Linked DNA regions of Homo sapiens: region 1 is linked to region 2. The links are chromatin contacts, found by Hi-C or POLR2A ChIA-PET in ENCODE. All regions are on one chromosome and are shown on one strand. Each heading gives the region's core, a stretch centred on a gene start or an enhancer-like site at or near the end of the contact. The rest is flanking DNA. Distances are from core to core; before and after follow the strand shown.

What was found. Hi-C counts contacts between places; a loop is a spot of excess contacts on that map. ChIA-PET counts read pairs that join two places held with the same protein, here RNA polymerase II (POLR2A). Pooled maps may share reads with other maps.
Region 1: a loop to region 2 is called in a map of PC-3, with 2.7 times the contacts of the local background. The contact joins two enhancer-like sites. A Hi-C loop is called at or near these places in 1 of 168 maps with a recorded cell type or tissue (PC-3) and 1 of 50 pooled maps. POLR2A ChIA-PET finds 5 or more read pairs at or near these places in 3 of 52 experiments (HCT116, MCF 10A and T-cell).

Annotation. Positions count from the first base shown.
Region 1 is chr10:34,318,024-34,321,576 of GRCh38, forward strand. The region is part of intron 19 of PARD3 (par-3 family cell polarity regulator); the gene reads right to left. Among named protein-coding and RNA genes, the nearest start is that of LINC02629, 420 kb to the left of the region's middle. Within about 2 kb of position 1,693, at least 7 of the 41 ENCODE cell types and tissues checked have a DNase peak (open chromatin) inside an H3K27ac peak, as active enhancers do; they include PC-3, where a contact is called at or near this core.
Region 2 is chr10:34,279,171-34,282,367 of GRCh38, forward strand. The region is part of intron 21 of PARD3 (par-3 family cell polarity regulator); the gene reads right to left. Among named protein-coding and RNA genes, the nearest start is that of LINC02629, 380 kb to the left of the region's middle. Within about 2 kb of position 1,506, at least 11 of the 41 ENCODE cell types and tissues checked have a DNase peak (open chromatin) inside an H3K27ac peak, as active enhancers do; they include PC-3, where a contact is called at or near this core.

The DNA of each region.
Region 1 (3,553 bases), core at 443-2,942, 39 kb after region 2:
GGGAGCCATGAAAATGAGTAAATCAATAAGTGCACTTCTCTGGACTTTGCAGATAAAAGATCTGCTTAGTGATAACAATATTCCATTCCTTGAACCAACACTTCGTAAGCACATGGTCCAAGGGCACTTCAATACCCCAAACTTTTTGCAGTTGAAAGAACGACAAGTAACTGAAGTAAGTCTCCCCCTACCAAAAGAGCTTAAACATTTCTCTATTAAATAAGAAGCAGAGAGACACGTATGAACATCCACTCTCAGAAATCTTTCTTTCGAGACTGGTCACCTAAGGTTCTCCTCCAAATACAATGAGAATTATAGGGGGCCATAAGGTTAATTACTCCGTGAATTCTTAAGTCATTTTTCTTTTTCCAGCATCAACAAAGAAAGTATAGATCATTATTTCTGAGTTTCTTATAACAAAGAGCCAAACAGAATGGTTCGGCCTCTTCCCAAACTTTTGCAAAGAACTGACCTCCAAATCAAGTTAATATATCCTCAGTAAAATTCAGTCCTTCCTCTCTACCAGCAAGGAGCACTTTCAATAGCAATACACAATTATCGTGGGTATAATAAGACCAGCTAAAAGGGTCCCAATATCTTAGATTTCTGCTATTAAACCCTCACAAATCTGAAAAGAGACTATCAAATGGTGGTATAGCTACGCCCAAGTAACACAGTTGTGTTTTTTTGTTAAAAAGCCAGCTATTTATCATAATGCAAAAAACAAAGCTCAGAATTTTTTTATTTTTTTTATTTTTTTGAGGCTGAGTCTCGCTCTGTCGCCCAGGCTGGAGTGCAGTGGTGTGATCTCGACTCACTGCAACCTCCGCCTCCTGGGTTCAAGCCATTCTCCTGCCTCAGCCTCCCGAGTAGCTGGGATTACAGGCGCCCACCACCACGCCCAGCTAATTTTTTGTATTTTTAGTAGTTTTGTATTTTTAGTAGTAGAGTTTCACTATGTTGGCCAGGCTGGTCTTGAGCTCCTGACCTCGTGATCTCCCCGCCTCGGCCTCCCAAAGTGCTGGGATTACAGGAGTGAGCCACTGCACCCAGACTTTTTTTTTTTTTTTTTTTTCTTCTTCTTGAGACGGAGTTTCACTCTGTCACCAGGCTGGAGTACAGTGGTGTGATCTTGGCTCACTGCAATCTCCACCTCCCGGGTTCATGTGATTCTCCTGCCTCAGCCCCCCAAGTAGCTGGGACTACAGGCACACGCCACCACACCCAGCTAATTTTTGTATTTTTAGTAGAGATAGGAATTCACCATGTTGGCCAGGATGGTCTCGATCTCTTGACCTCATGATCCACCAGCCTCTCCTCCCAAAGTGCTGGGATTACAGGGGTGAGTCACACCCAGCCCAAGCATATAAATGACTTCAGAAACGTTAGCCTTCCTCTGAACTGCGAGTTATCTCATTGTAAGCCATTGTCTTCCTCCAAAGGACATGGTGGCTTTTAAGAAAATTTGCTCCTTTTCCTCGCTATTAAGATATAAATAGTAATTGTGCACGTTTATTAGAAGAAGCCAGTTACAACTAGAAGGACATAGTGAAAATCCATAATCTTACAAATAATACTGAGTTCAGGCTATAATTTTTTGTGGTGTACACAGAGCAGGGAAAGAATATCCTGGCAGTTGGCCCAAGGGCTTACTAATTATGTGCAGCCTTTTCAAATGAGAGCTCCCCCAAAGAATGTAAACATAGCTCAAGCAGGGCTGTAGTGTGTTGCTTAATGCCCTTGAACATGGCTGTGTTCTATCTGCTTGTGAACCAGTACTTCAGGTTTTTGAGATATGGGTGTGGCCACAAATGTGAGATAATTGACCAAATAATTACAGAACAATTCCCAGAAGTTCTCTGGAGCTATAAAAACCTAGGTCTATTGGTATACTCAAACTAGATAAATGGAAGCTAGTGAATTTTGTATAATTCCTGCATGGAAACCTCCTTTCACCTATACTTCCAAAGCTCTTTATTTGTACAATCTTTTATTATTGCACTTCTCATATGATATCACATACATGTCTCCCTCCCATTCTCTAAGCTCCTCAAATGAAGACTGTGGGGCAAACAGCAGCTGCTCATAAATGGCTGCATAAATGAAAGACTTTTGGTAAAAACTGACTTGTGACTTTATCCTGACCAAAACTTTATCTAATCGCCAGGTATCACCATTCCTCTAGCTTTAGAAAAATGCTTACTGTTCTCTCATCAAGCCTGACAAGACTAGCCACAATCTGACTACAGTAACACTAGGTAGGAATGCTCATGATATTTGGTTTAGCTCTAATTAGTTTCTGGTATATTTTCATGCTATTATTGTTAGTGCTGTATGCATCATTTAATAGATTTTACGACCCTCTACAATGTCTGAAACTATAAACAGAAAAATGAGCTCAATAAATGTAAATGATTTAGTCTTCCACAGCAACCATTATCATAAATCATGAATGGAACTATCAGTAGCGATTCTGTTAGTTTTCTGCCTAATAGTTTTGGCAGAAGTTCAAGGGGCATATGTCGGCTCTTGGCTTGGGAACAGAATAATGGCAGTGCCTTCACAACTCACTATATGCTGAAGTCACGTTTGTTGCCAATTCTTTTCATATTCAAAATAATTTTCTGGTGTATGTAACACAACTTATTTTCTAAAGTATGTGAAATAAAGTAGTATGAAATCAATTATTAGCTTCAGGTTTTGTAACCTCATTTTATAAAATTAAAAGTCCTACCTCTGTTTCCTGCCCCAAGCCAGTGGACTGTTTAAAATGACACTTGCACATTGGAGGATTCTTTATGCTTGTTCTGAACATTCTAAATTAGATAATACATTATCACAGAAACTCTTCTGGGGGTGTACTGATTTAACTAATCCCTTTGAATGCCAACTAATTAAAAATATTTAGCAATATGTAGCTTCATATGTACAAACATAAGATGTTCTTTTAAAGTACTGAATTATATATACTTCAAATTCTGAAATTATTTGATAGAGAAAAATCTTTATCCTGCTCCTATGCAGAAATATTGTAGTTTCAAAAGCTCAAATAAATTGGTTACACATGCTTAATTTTTGAAAAAAATATACATATTCAAAGTCACTGATGTACTAGTCAGATTTTAGGTTTTAAAATAAATCTGTACATTTAATACTAGCTTTATAATTAGGTACATAAAATATCTTTATTCCCTTAAACGAACATGCATATAAACAATTTTTCAAGTAAGAAAAGTACTAGTAATATATCAGCAATAAATGGCTTGATCTATTGTGTTCATACAGCAAATTACAAGGTAAGAACTAATCATAAATTTACATTTAGATAATGTACTATTTTAAGTGCTATATACATTTCTTGATTTTTTTCTCTTTAATTTTGCTCATTTTGACAGACTATTTGCTTTCCTTTTGCAGATACCCTACACAAAGAGCGATGATTATCTCCTTCCAAACAAATAGAAATTTCCATTTTTGACAACATTTCTGCCTGTTTAAACCTGCTCTATGCACTGAACTATCAGCTATGTTTCCATGTGATTACCTATAAAGA
Region 2 (3,197 bases), core at 256-2,755:
AGCTCTCACTCTGTCACAAAAGCTGGAGGGCAGTGGCACAACCACAGCAGCTCACTGCAGCCTCGAACTCCTGGGCTGAAGTGATGCTCTTGCTAAAGTGTTAGGATTACAAAGTGTTAGGATTACAGGTGTGAGCCAACACACCCAATCAAGTATTTATCGAAATAGTTAAGTTCTACAAAGCAGGTTAACAGATTCTTAAAAATTCTCATTTACCTGTGCAATGAAAATTTTTTTAAAAAAACTTGAAACTTAGCCTATTGATTAGAATTGACTTTTCTAAAGGATTCACGAGGTCAAAGAAACATGAAAAATGCTGCTACAGGATAGAAAAAATGTTTCTCTTAAAAGGTTAATTTTTAAAAGACAATCTTTGCATGACAATAAGTGATCTAAATGCAAAGATTAGTGTTAGGAAAACAAACATGTATCACTTGCTGAAAAGGATCCTACCAACTGAGATGACAAAAAGTTCAAGTAATTACCCAAAGCAGGTATTACTGAGAACAGCTGGTAAAATTAGAAAGAGAGGAAACGGCATGCAGAAAATCCACATAAACTTGCAAAATGACACACCAAGAATGGGGAGTATCCCACTGAAGGACACAGATAGTTCAACGGTCTGGTATTGAAAACACAAGGCTTTGAAAGATGATTAGAACATTGAATAATGGAAAGTTTCAGATCATCTGTTTCCTAAGGAGATTTATAAATATTCCTTCTATACTGGGAGGATTTAATAAGAAATTAATTAACTTTTACATATTTCCACTAGAAGCATTCAGTATCCCTGGAAATGTTCCCAAGCACAACTTACTATGCAGATATAGATAATAATATTGTAATAGCTTTCAATGGCTGAATAACTACAAAATACAAGCCAGCTAACATTATAAACCTCATTTAATAGAATGAATAACATGAGGAGAATATTATTTGAGAGTTGGGAAATTTGGCCAGATATCATAGCTAATATTTCATGTTTCAGAACATCTTTCCTTCTTTCTGTCCCTCTTTCCCATTTGTCTGTTCACACAGACCTGACCGTGATCCAGAAAACATTTAATATGATTTTCTAAGAATGCATAAAAATGCAAAATAAATAAAAATGAAAATAGATGTCAACTTCTTAAAAGTACATAGGTGTGGAAAATGTGTACTTTATAGGAAAAAAAATGATTAGCACAGACCAGTATGTTAACAGTGTGTTAATACAGATAAATTTTTGTTTTCTGATTGTAATTTTATGGGTTTCTCCCAAATTTTTCTGTAGTTTTTAGTATTAGAATAAACTTAGAACTAGAGCTTAAAAAGGTACATTTTTTAAACAAGTGAGAAAGGTGGGAAAGAGAAAACTGAAAAAGGAGGAGCAGTGGTAAGCACGCACTTTCATAAGTCCACAAAACAGAAGCCAGAAAGTAGAGACAGGTTACAACACTGCTTTAAACTTGCTCGCAGTTCTGGAAAACAATCAACTCCGGTTTCCACAGCCAGTTAGAGGAGTAAGCTGAACACCGCTGAACCAGGAGTCAACGGTCTTTACTTGCCCTTGGTATTTCCCCAGTGACTCAGAATGTTGTGGGATGTCAGTATTCCAGGAAAAGCAAAAAGTGAGGGGTTGAGAGGATGTTTTGAGAATAAATAAGTTTGGAGAATGGTGACTCTCTGTTCCTATCTTGGTGACTCATAATGCACATGAACTTGGTAGAATTTTGAGAAATAACAGAGTAGAAAGATACGCATATACTGGTTTAAACAAGTGTTTCTCAAACATACTTGTAAACAGAACACATTCTCTGCTGCTGAACACTGGGCAATCCTGTACCACATAGTGTATATACTACCATTTAAAAATACATGGAGGTATCACTGGAGCAAAAACAACAGAAAGCCAACGTGTGATGCTTGGTCGACAGAGAAATCTATCACGGGGCTTTGTATGGGAGGCTAAGTAGACCTGAAGTTACGTAGATCACTTAATTGGAACATGTTCTGTTTTGAGTTTGGAGCCTAAACCTTTCATGTGGTGGAAATGAGCCAGTAGAGGCGCTGTCCCTAGGCATGCCTGAAACACAAGTCAGAGGCACGAAGCACTGAATTCACATTTTTGCTTAGTTTCTCAGTCTGTCTCCAATGTAGCCAACAGCATCTCTGAAAAAATAGGGTACCTAGGTTCAGTGCTCCAGAATGAGAAGTCAAAAATAGCATGTCGGAAAACCTGTTAACTTCCCCCTTGGTATCACGCCCAGACTCCCCGCTTCTCAAGAAGACCATACTCATGGAGGCTCTAGTCTGAGGCAGGGCAGGGCTAGTAGAGCAGAGCACAGATCCATACAGTGATCTTCCTAGTCCATTTCTCCCATATGGATGGCATTTACTCAAGACCCAACCTCACAGTGTTGGTAGCAAGTGACAGAAAGGGAAGGAAGTTAGCAAGAATGAAGTCAAACTTAATCTTGGACCCGGCTCAGAACAATCTAGTATATTGTCACCATCTAAATAGATCTTAACATTGAAGAAAAAACATTTAAAATTATATTCATAGCCCTTTTAGTTTTTCAATATTTATATCTTGAGCAATATTCAAGATTCCCAGATGTACACAGGCAAAAAAAGTTCTGGTTTGTGGACAATCATAACTCATGGGGGAATGTTGGGTTTTCTATTTTTATATGGAATTAGCCAAAATAATTTTTGGAATTCAAATAGCTACAGTGGTAAATAATATCCCGAGAGGTATTTCACTACTAGTCAGCAGTGAGGGAAAGGTTGTAAGGAGAATATAAGTAGTGGTTTATTTATTTTTATTGATTACTCCAGTCAAAATTTTTTCAAGGAAGCTGCAGTTTCCATTCTCAAAAAGAACACTGCCAATACCACAGACAGAACAGAAAGAACGACATATGGAAGAATGCTTGCCCTATTAAAATACAAGTGCCAAACCTACTCCACCTCCTAGTTCAGTCCGTTTCTTGCATTCACTTGCTCTATTACAAAATCCATAAGTTTAAATAAAACATACTTGCAAAAAGTTGTTATTGAAATACAAAGTCAAAGTATAATAATTTTCTTAAATTATGAGCCTAATTGACTTTTTAATGGACCATTCACTTATTCCTTGACCCTGAAAGATTTTTATTTTAGGCCTCCTGTACATTGTAAATTCATTATGATCAACCTAGTTCCCAGAAGTATTG